Regions from separate parts of the Homo sapiens genome. Here region 1 is linked to region 2. The links are chromatin contacts, found by Hi-C or POLR2A ChIA-PET in ENCODE. All regions are on one chromosome and are shown on one strand. The core of a region is the stretch at or near the end of the contact, and the rest is flanking DNA. Distances in the headings are between cores, read along the strand shown. Region 1 has its middle 13 kb from the start of ATP8A1-DT. Region 2 overlaps ATP8A1 (ATPase phospholipid transporting 8A1).

Region 1 (5,589 bases), core at 2,903-5,402, 66 kb after region 2:
GATTATAGTTACTAGAGGCATTTTCTTCAGTCATGCCTTTCTTGGTAAAGTCTAATAATGCAAGTTTATGTAATCTATCATTTGTATGACAAAAGGCATCAATGTTAGATATTTAATTGTGATGGAGGATTCTATTTACTGGTTTCAAGAAACTTGCTGTAAAAATGCTCATTAGTAATATTTAAAACAATGTGCCTCTTTGGGTCATTATGTAAATGAATAAATATAAAATCACCACTGTATATTGTACTGTTGGAAAGGTAGTCTACAAATGTATATATTGATTGTATCCCCAAATATTCAACTGCACATAATGGAAAATCCCAAAGGTTCAATTGCACATAATGGAAAATCCCAAAGTAGCAGTAATTTAAACAAGGTAGAGGTTCATTTGTCTCTCATATAAAAAAAGTCTGAAGATATCTCTACACTGCCTTCAGAGATCCGGAGACTTCTATTTGTACTCTGCAATGCTAACACATAGCTTCCATCCTCAAGGTCACCTCATAGTCCTAGCACACTGAGTCAGATTCTTTCAGCATCTACTTCTGAAGCCTCAGATAAAAGTTATGTTCAGCTCTTATTGGCTCATCACCTGGCCATGTGTAGCAGATAGGGAGGATGGGAAATTAGTTATTTATTCAACCAGTAATGTACCTAGATAAAAATTTGGGATTCTGATACTTAAGGGAAGGAGAGAATGGATTAGCAGGTAGGCAGCCAGCATTCTCTGCCAAACTTTTCAGTAAATCTCAGAAATCTTTCTCAAGGTTGCATTATGAAAATTCTGGAGCTTTCCATGGACGAAATAATACATTTTGTCCAAATTGTGTTTTTAAATGTAAAAAAAAACCAGAGTTTGCATCATCCTAGAAACAGGTTACATGAAACAGGGTTTTAAACTGCTGACACTTAGCAAAGAACTTGTTAAATGTGAACCGAAATAGTATTAAACGGAGTACAATAGAGAATAGAGGCTGAAATTAATTTTGTGAGGTAGTAACTTATTAAGGTGACTTTCTGGATAAAAATAAATGGAATCTTGGAGGTGAATAAGATACTAACAAAGCAATGGATGAAGTAAAACGAAAAGATTTCTTTTAGTTTTTCCTTTGTTTATACAAAAAAAAGGGAAAAGTAAAAAAATTATTGATTTTTGAAGAGACAAGTTCCATAATGGTATTTTGGGAACATCATCTCTTAGCTATGCTCAAACTACACCGTGAGGGAAAGCGCAGAAGGAGAGCCCGGTTAGGATGCGCCTGTGGCCATCTTGTCAATGGAAGTTTTCTGTACTTATGTGTAGTTTTGGGGTCCCAAAAGGATTATCCAAAGCAAACTTCATTTTAAAAATTTAATATTCAATTTATTAAATTTGTATGTAACAAACATAGCTCTTCTTTAAGCTTTGAAATTTAACTTAATTATTTTAGTATACTTAGACATCTAAGTAGATTTAACTTAATTATTTTATTGTACTTAGACATCTCACAAATTTTGAAAATTACTTTTGAAGCGGTGTTTAATTAATGTTTGATTCCATTTATAAACTTAAACCCCCTTAAACATTTTAAACTATACTGACAAAGTTGATACATTTCCTTTTCATATTTAAGTGCTTTAGTCATCTGAAAAAGCCTTCTCAGTACTGAAATAACTATCATAATACGATAAATTTAAATTATAGAAGATATGTCTTAGGCTTTTATAAACTCTCTAATACTGATTAATTTTGACATAGAATCTTTGTCAATTAGTCTCATCACTTTAATTTGGAATTACACAGATAATTTTAGTAACAGGTCAAATTCTCCTAAATATAGTGACTATTTCTAAACCTTACTAAAAATATTAGTACTATAAGTTTGATTTACTTAATCCTATATATGTATATGTAATTCTACAGGTTCACAGCTATTGATTCTCTTGGAAACAATTATGCTATCCAAACAATTTCAGGGTTAGCATGCTAAGCACTTTCGGAGGTTATACTTTTAGCTGGCTGAGGTTGAATGTTAACCAGAGATGTCATCTGAGACATTTGAGCTCTAGCATTACAGATATCCTTGAAAATTTTATGACATTTTTGGCTGTCAATGTGCCTGAGTCCTCCAGATTCAAGTCATCCATTACCTAATACTTTTCTCTACCACATTTGGTCCATTTGGTTGATTTCAACTAGTTTATTACTGTGTCACCCCACTCTAAACTATTTTCATATTTTTTCTTATTAGGACTGGCAGGTATAGTTCTTTTAATGACATTGATTTGGATTTTGTTTACCTCCCAGTGCTTCCTCTAACTGGTACCTTTCAGGTTAAGGGCTAAGCTTACAGCCTGAATGAGGGTGACAGCAACTGGGTGGAAACAAAGTGCAAAATGGAAAGGTATTAGGAAGGGAGAATAGACAGTAAACACTAAGGTTGGGGATGGATTCCAGGAAGAGGAGACCACGTTGAACAAAGACCCAGAGGAAAGGTGGAGCTTGGCAGCTCCAAATCCTCACTCCATATCTGCCCACTCCCAACATCCCCAGCAGTTATTATGGATGGAGGGTGATGTCCTCTCCTGCTGCATTCCTGTGGGAACACCCAACCTAAAATATTTATCTAGACTAAGGTATAGAAAATCTGTAATTTCAGAGCTTCCTTGGGTCTTTTGGTGGCCAGAATTTGCTAAGCAAGGACAGACAGCTCTGTTTCCTGAAGAGATAGATTTGTCTTACCCACCAATAAGCCTCTCCCTGTGTTTGGAAACTAGAGGATGAATATGAGAGTAGTAGTTGGAATGAACATTCGTAACAAAAAGTGCTGTCTCCTGGCTGGAAAAGGGAGTGTGTGAAGATCATTCAATTTTTATAGAACAATCTCCTCTTCAGTACGAACCTATTTGGTAGTTTCTGAAAAATCATTCCTTGTTCTTTTGCATGTGTGTGTCAAGAAAAGAGATATGCCAGAATGATACAATAATTATTTTCTAACTGAGCAGGAAGGATGGTGAGACATGTCACACCAATGGAAGGACCTCATCTCAGGCAGGTTCTTAATATGCCACCCTCATCCACTCTAGCCCCCTCCCTCTGTTTATTTCATTCTAGTCATAATTACCCAGTCTCTGAGCACTAGCTTATTGAGTTCAGTGTATTGCACTGGTCTCAAGATGGTAAGGGTTTTCTGGAGTGGGAAAGGGGTTGGCAGTGAGAAGCTGTGAGAACATTTGTGGGGAAAAGATGATTGAACAGTAGGACAGGGAAGCAAGTCTAGAGACTGGCATGTGCCCTCAAGGAGAGTCTCTGTGAACAGGGTGAACTATTTTTTGTGGTGACATCATATTTACCCTAAAGTTTTGCATTTCAATTTTAGAATTTTGACATAATTTCAGATTACAGAAAAGTTGCTAGGATCCAACAAAGAACATTTTTACTATACGGTATTTGCTTTATTCTTCTCTCTTTCTTTCTCTCTATTGTTTTTTCGGAACTGTTTGGGAGAAAGTTGCTGGCATGAATCCTGTTACTCCTAAATACTTCAAAGTGTGTTTTCCTAAGGCAAGCACATTCTCTTACATAACCACAACACACTGATTAAAATCAGGAATTTAATATTAAAACAATACTATTATCTCATTTACAGACCTTCTTCAGATTTTATCTTTTGTTCCAATAATGTTCTCTAGATCATGTGTTGCATTCAGTTGTCATGTCCTTTTAATCTCTTTCACTTGGAACAGTCTTCCTTTGAATTTCATGATATTGACTTTTTTGAATAGTACAGGCCATTTGTTTTGTACACTACCCCTCAGTATGGGGTTGTCTGATGTCACCTCGTGGCTTTGGCAGGAAGTCATGTTGCGTTGCTGTCAGTGCATCCTACAGGCACAGGATGTGAATACCCCTTTCCTGTTGATGTTAACTTTGACCACTTGGGTTAAGATGGGACTGACAGGTTTGTCGACTGTAAGGTTACTATTTATCCTTTGGTAATTAGTGTTATCTGGTAGGGAGATTAGTTTTACATTGTTAATCAGTCTTACATTGTAATTTCACTCTGTGTATTTGGAACGAAAATTTTGTTGTTGTTTCTTTTACTTTTTAATTTTTCTTTCCCCTAAAGGTGTCTTACTTGTCTACTTGGTTATTCTCAGTGCTGCTGCAGGTACCTACCCTTACATCTTTGTTGGCCCAAGCCTGCAACCCTGTCTGCACTGGCAACTGCCCATACTAGCAGAGTGTTGATGGCAGAGGGAGGAAGCCACAGCTCCCATTGCTCCCTCATCTCTTCAACCTAGAACACAGCCATAAAAACTACATGAAATGTACTTCACTGAGAGTTTTGGGGGTTACCAAAAGAAATTCTATAAGATGGAAAATAAGAAGATATTCCCTTTAAATTCATGACACTTACAAAAAGTTTGTAAACTATACAAAGGCATAGTTTACCTCATACCTTTGTTACAAAAGACATTGAGGCAATTTGTTCTGTAGACCTTATATATACCTCTTCTGTTATGTGGGAAGCTTAGTTCCTGCATGAGATCAGATAAATAACAAAACCAGTATTATCACACTTGAAAACTAATATTAGTTCTTTCATATTGTTACATATCCAGGAGAAGCTCAAGGTAATTTAACTTTTAGTGATTCTTTGCACACAAGTTGGATATCAAAGCTGGAGAAAATTTTCTCATTGAGAAAAACTCTTATGATTGGTGTAAATGTACAGCAATAGTGAAAGGAAACATTTTACTCTGACCTACAGGAAATCTTATTGTTTCTAGTTTTTCTTTACAGAGTAGACAGTGGAAAAAATTATAGAGTAAAATATAGATATTTCCTTTTGAATGTCTTTTTCCAGACATATTAGCTAAGATGTTCAGGGAGCGTGTGTGAGAAATGAGATGGCATTTTCAGTAAGAGCTAACGAGAGGAGTAAGCACACATTGAAATTTCCATTCTGCCAAAAACCTGGTCCAGTGAATATTTCATCTTAAATAATAAGAGGAAAAGCTAATCTCACATTCTCTCAATTTCATTTTAGATTGTTTTCTGGCATTGGGAAGTATAGAGAGAGTTTTCTTTTTCTTTTTTTCTTATCACAACACTGTATGTCTTAAAAATACTGGCAATTGAGAGTGTTGAAATAGTGAGTGAATTATTTGGATTGGTCACCTTGAAGAAGCTGAAAGAACTTGGCAGGTATTCAAAAACTGGAGATTGAATGAGTTAAGGGTAAAATTGATCTGTCTTGCAGCTTTCTGTCTAAAAAACTGCCTCCTTTTTTGCAGTCTTGGAGTCTAAACTCTCTTGTTTCAAACACTGAGAAGTTTTAAAAGCCCTGACAAATGCCAGTAAAATCTATCAAGCAAGGTCAAGGAAACTACTTCCTCTCATCCAGTCATAGGTATCCAGGCAGTTTGCTCAGGCACCTAGAGTGCCACTCAAAGCAAGGCAGTCTGCCGCGCTTGAGCTCTGTTCTTATTTCCCCATAGTACATTCAACTGCCTGAGCATCTGACTCAGACATAGCAGAGATATTGCTGCTGCCAGAGGGTAATAGTTTGTCCTGTTATCCTGGAATGCCCTTGCACTGAG
Region 2 (5,406 bases), core at 197-2,696:
TTTCCATGCCTAGAATTCTCTTTCCCTCCATCCTCACCTAGTTAACTTGTACACACACCTTGTAGATCTCAGCTTTAACAGCACTTTCTCAGGGGACATTGTGTTGACACCCAGTCCTTCCTCCTCACCCCCAAATCTAAATGAGCTCCGTGCACTTTTCCTTTAGAACACTTATCACAGCATCACAGTTTTACTGTATACTTAATTAAACAGGATTATTTAAGGGCTGTCTCTTCCCCCAGATTATAAGATCCATGACAAGAGAAACCTTCCCTATTATACTCACTGTTACCATTCCAGTGTTATCACACAGCACACACTGGTGCTCAGTAAGTACTAACTGGGTGGAATGCTGGATCCACTAATATTCTTATCTGTCATAGGATCATATAAAACCATTGCAACAGTTATAGATTTACTGAAGATACAACTCCACTACCTAGTAGGGCTCATGTTAAAAATAACATAAACATGACATTTAATAAATAGTTGTATAGGAAAATACTTTGGCAGTTTCTCAAAAAGTTAAGCACAGTTACCACAGACCCAGAAATTCTACTACTAGGTGTATACCCAAGCAAACGGAAAACATATGTTCACACAAAACTTGTATATGAATGTTCACTGAAACATTATTCATAATAGCCAAAGGGTAGAAACAACCCACATGTCTATCAACTGATGAATGGATAACAAAATGTGGTATAGCCATTAAATGGAATGTTATTCTGCCATAAAAATAATTTAAGTGTGGATACAATGACATGAATGAATCTTGGAGATATGCTAAGTGAAAGAACCCAGACACAAAGGGCCACGTATTGTATGATCCCATGTACATAAGATGCCAAGAACAGACAAATCCATGGAGACAAAAGGTAGGTTAGTGATTGCAAGGGATTCAAGGAAGAAAGAAAGACTGACTGTTTACATGTATAGGGTTTCTTTTTGGATTAATGAAAATGTTCTAGAATTAAGGTTGTGGTGATCGGTGCATAACCTTGTGAATGCACTAAACACCCCTGAACTGTATCCTTCAACATGGTGAGTTATATGGTATGTGAACTATAACTGAATTAAAAAATAGCTACAGAAAAAGATGCCAATGAACTATTTTAACATTTGCTTAAAATAGACATCTCAGTTTTATAAGTGACTAAACCAATTTTCAGTGCAAGCAGTTAGAAATGGTTATGTAACCCTCAGAGGCACTAACACAAACTGTTCTCTGGTATCAGCTCAGGGCCACTCCTTCCAGCTCTGTAATTTAATCTAGCCCTCCTCAACATGCTGTGACTTTACAGATGTTTGTTAGTTCACATGTAAAAAATAGCCCTGATCCACTTTGTTGGGTGCCATTTAACACATGGGAAGTGTCACAACAGGCTTCTCAGATCCAACAGATTATGCCAGAGAGTCTTCACTCAATAACGGATAGTGGAAGCCAGTGGCACTTACATGGAAAACCGCCTCCAAATCTGCTGCACTTCTGCCGTCCTCCTTCAAATCTGCTTGACGCCTCCATCTTCTGTACGTGCTCATTTTCCCTCAACCTTGCTCTGATCAGTTTTCTCTCCACATTCAAACTTATTTACCTCCTTTCTCCAACCGACCTTTTGCGAATCTTTGTCTCCAGCCAAACAGTGCATTCTCCTCTCCACCCAAATGTTCTCTCTCAATTCATTATTGGAGAAATACTTAGAAAAATGTGGCATACTGCCCAAATGTACACATCTAAGAAACTTTTAAATACATATTCAATGTTTTCTACCAAATGACAAAATCAATACATGTTTCCAGCAAGACAGGTATGTATACAAGGTAAAAGCTGACATTCCTCTTCTCAAGGCCAGTTTCTCACAGTAAGGAGTACTAACTGATGAATCCTCGCACACCTTTCTCTAGACAAACATGGACATTCTTGTTTTTTCTTTCCCTTTTAAAATTTCTCTGCCACTTGGTTTTCCACTCAACATGCCATAAATACTTTAATGAATAGCAGAGATATTTAACTCATTTTTGGAAAATACTCCATGGCACAGATGTGTCAATTACAACGGGTTGGATAATTAGGTGGACACACAAGACTTCACAGGATGTATTCACAGAAGACTTTACTCAAGGCAAAGGATATGGTACAGCAGGAAAATGAAAGACCAGAAAAGCATCAGAGGCCTGAGAGACTGACAGGCATGGCTCCCCAGGATCCCTTCTCTTTCACCCTCAACACGGGTGTTGAAGCTCCATGGTATGTATGTGAAATCTGAATTTCAGGAAAGCCCAGGCAAAAGTTTCCAGTGGCGTCTTTTCTACCCTCTAGTTGACTAGCCAAGGCAAACTGTGTAGCCAGTAAAACTAGTTAAGCCATCAATCTCTATATATGCTTAAACTGAGTAGAGAAGCTAGTCTTGGGTGGCTACAAGGGAGTTTCAAACCTTAAACAGCACATTATAAATCACCAGCTAGTCCGTCTCATCCTTGTCTTAGGCAGTGTTCAGCATCACACTTCCAGGTGTCCTAGAGATAGGCACAGAGCTGTCCTTGCCCTGTGTGAGACAACTCAATTTTCCACAACAGCTGCATCATAAAGCATTCAACTATTCTCCCCCTGGTGCAAATTCTGACTTCTATTTTTTTCTACTACCACAGCAATGAAATATATTCACATGATTGTACCCTGTAAGAGAGAATGCCCCAGAGAACATTGCTGACTCCGGGGCATTTGAGTTTGTAATTTTATCAGATACAACCAGATACCTAAGAATCTACAGCACTCCATACTTTTACCAGCAATGTATAAATTTCCACTGACTATAAACTGAGACAAGCACAAACTTATCCATTCCTTGAATTTTGTCAGTCTGATGAGTATTTGATATTTATTCTGAAGGCTGTAGTGGTCTGGATTAATGAAAGTATAAATTACCTTTACATCCCTACACTGGGTTGGAATCCTAACTAAATAGAGTAACGCTTCTTTGAAAATATTACAGAACCTTGCTGTTCAACACTTGCTGCATGGGCCTGCTGCATCTGCAGTGCTGGTAGGCTCCCTAGAAATGAGGACGTACTTCTACCCCATCCCCCATTTACTGTGTTCTTGAAATACAAAACCAGAATACAGAAATGAAGAAAGGAAATACACAAACTTGAGGCTAGTGTCTTCTTGGAATATAGATGAGTATACTCTGATAAAGTTAAAAATCAGCTCACAACATAAAAAAAAGTTTCCATACAAATCAAGACTTGAACACTGGCCAAGGAAACTAGTCAATCCTATAATTCATTGTTATCTTTTAGAACTGGTTCTTAAACACCCAGTCCTTAGAACAATGAAAATAAACACCACCACATGTATTATGCTGGTGACTGAATTAGCAATCTAGGTATTTTTAAATCATCAACCTCCTCTGACCCGGCACAAACCTAAGTTTAGAGAAAGCAAGAAACAATGCCCAGCCTGTGATGAGCATTTAGGGTTGTTGAGCCAAAAGTAACAGAGATGCTATTCTGATTCTACAGGTTTTTTTTTTTTTTTAATGTATTCATTTCAGTAGAGAATTAGGTAAACCTCACATTACACAGCCAAGGCCAATGTAATTTTGTACATTTAGAATGTGTTCAAGAAACCAGTCACAATGTAACTGGATTAGATTTCAACAAGGAGGTGACTGTGTTCCTCCCTACCTTCATTTAGGAAGATGACATTCCTCCAATATATGGAAAGCGTTAAGAGCCTAGAGGAGATGATTAAAGAAGCCTGGTGAAGGGGAGTAGGAATAAGTTACGACAGGATTGTCAGAATGGCTAGTGGTATGGTGCTTTGACAGCTCATTGTTTTAAATGCAAAACTCCTCTACCAGTTCCAACCAAACACACCTGTTATAGTTTTCTAACAGCTTAATTAGTCTGACAGTCCTGCCATGGGAGAGCTCAGACTAAACAATTACCTCAAATGTAACTTGTTTTTATTCAGCAGGATACAAGGTAACAGCTTTGTTGTAATAGGTTTCTTTTTTGAATGAAAACATTCTGTTAGAGAACATTCGGGATTCCTCAAAGGCCCTGGAGGAAGTGGCCAGTTTCTCAGGACCCAATCAAATAATGCACAGGTGCAGGTGCTGACTTACACTCTAACATCAGCTTCTCTGAGAGAAGCACGCCTCCCACCCACCCCACCCCAATCAGAATGGTCTACCACTGGGGCCACTGCTGAAAGTGTCACCGGGGTGCCCTCCCCGGGCAATAATATCATTTTTTTTTTTTTGGAGACAGAGTCTCGCTTTGTCACCCAGGTTGGAGTGCAGTGGCACGATCTCGGCTCACTGTAACCTCCACCTCTCAGGTTCAAGCAATTCTCCTGCCTCAGCCTCCTGAGTAGCTGGGATTACAGGTGCGTGCCACCACACCTGGCTAATTTTTGTATTTTTAGTAGAGATGGGGTTTCGCCATGTTGGTCAGGCTGGTCTTGAACTCCTGACCTTGTGATCTGCCTGCCTTGGCCTCCCAAAGTGCTGGGATTACAGGCGTCAGCCACCGCACCCAGCCTATCATTTCTTAAGTGGGTAACAAGAGGCAAGTCATCCAAAAAGACAATGACACTACTGTTGTCATAGAGGAATAGTAAAACCACAGAAAATGTAGTGTGCTCCAATTCCTCTGAGTCAGCATTTAAGAGGAATTTTAGGTCATCAAGGACTGTAGTATAGCTGAGACTATGGCTTTGACTGGGGCAAAGAAGGAAAGCCAATATGCCAACATTAAAATATTATTTTATTCACTATATAGACTCTTACTTCCAAAGACAACTTTAAGGCAAAAGCCTCAGTGTGGCACAAACTGACATGGCACAGGAAGAGTCTCTTGTATAAGCTTGCCTATAAAGGTTACATTAAACCACCAGGGGCTTGGCTGAACCATTAGTGTCCACTGACACAAAAGACAATGGAAACTTCCTGGATTCCTCTTTCAATCATGTAATACACATAATAATACATATATTGATGTCAAATTGGTTGATACTACTTCTATCAACTCATTTATACAACCTTTAAATGAGTTGTCCTAAAAGCACGACCCCCTCACCAGCAGTGTCACTGAGAGGTTAAAACTGAAACTCTGGGGCCCCACTCCAGGCCTACAGAAACTCTAGGTGTGAGTCCCAGCAATCTGTGTTTTAACAAATGCTCCAGGGGATTCTGATGCCAAATTTGAGAACCAATGGCTTATTAAACATCAATATAAGTGGCACGATGTGATCGGAGCACAAAGACCAGCAATACCCTATTCTCGAAATGCTTTCCCTTTCTCCTGCTCACAGTCATGAGTCCCTCACTTTTTCCTCTGCTTAATTGAGAAATTCCTTGAAAGAAAAATCTCCCTCCACTGCCTCACCCATCAGTCATT

The links. A loop is a pair of places that touch in the nucleus more often than their neighbours do. ChIA-PET counts read pairs that join two places held with the same protein, here RNA polymerase II (POLR2A). Pooled maps may share reads with other maps.
Region 1: a loop to region 2 is called in a map of left cardiac atrium, with 3 times the contacts of the local background. The contact joins two enhancer-like sites. A Hi-C loop is called at or near these places in 2 of 168 maps with a recorded cell type or tissue (gastrocnemius medialis and left cardiac atrium) and 4 of 50 pooled maps. POLR2A ChIA-PET finds 5 or more read pairs at or near these places in 3 of 52 experiments (activated B cell, activated CD4-positive, alpha-beta T cell and activated T-cell).

What each region holds. Positions count from the first base shown.
Region 1 is chr4:42,667,784-42,673,372 of GRCh38, forward strand. No RefSeq gene overlaps it. Among named protein-coding and RNA genes, the nearest start is that of ATP8A1-DT, 13 kb to the left of the region's middle. Within about 2 kb of position 4,153, at least 2 of the 41 ENCODE cell types and tissues checked have a DNase peak (open chromatin) inside an H3K27ac peak, as active enhancers do.
Region 2 is chr4:42,604,110-42,609,515 of GRCh38, forward strand. The region is part of intron 5 of ATP8A1 (ATPase phospholipid transporting 8A1); the gene reads right to left. Among named protein-coding and RNA genes, the nearest start is that of ATP8A1, 50 kb to the right of the region's middle. Within about 2 kb of position 1,447, at least 2 of the 41 ENCODE cell types and tissues checked have a DNase peak (open chromatin) inside an H3K27ac peak, as active enhancers do.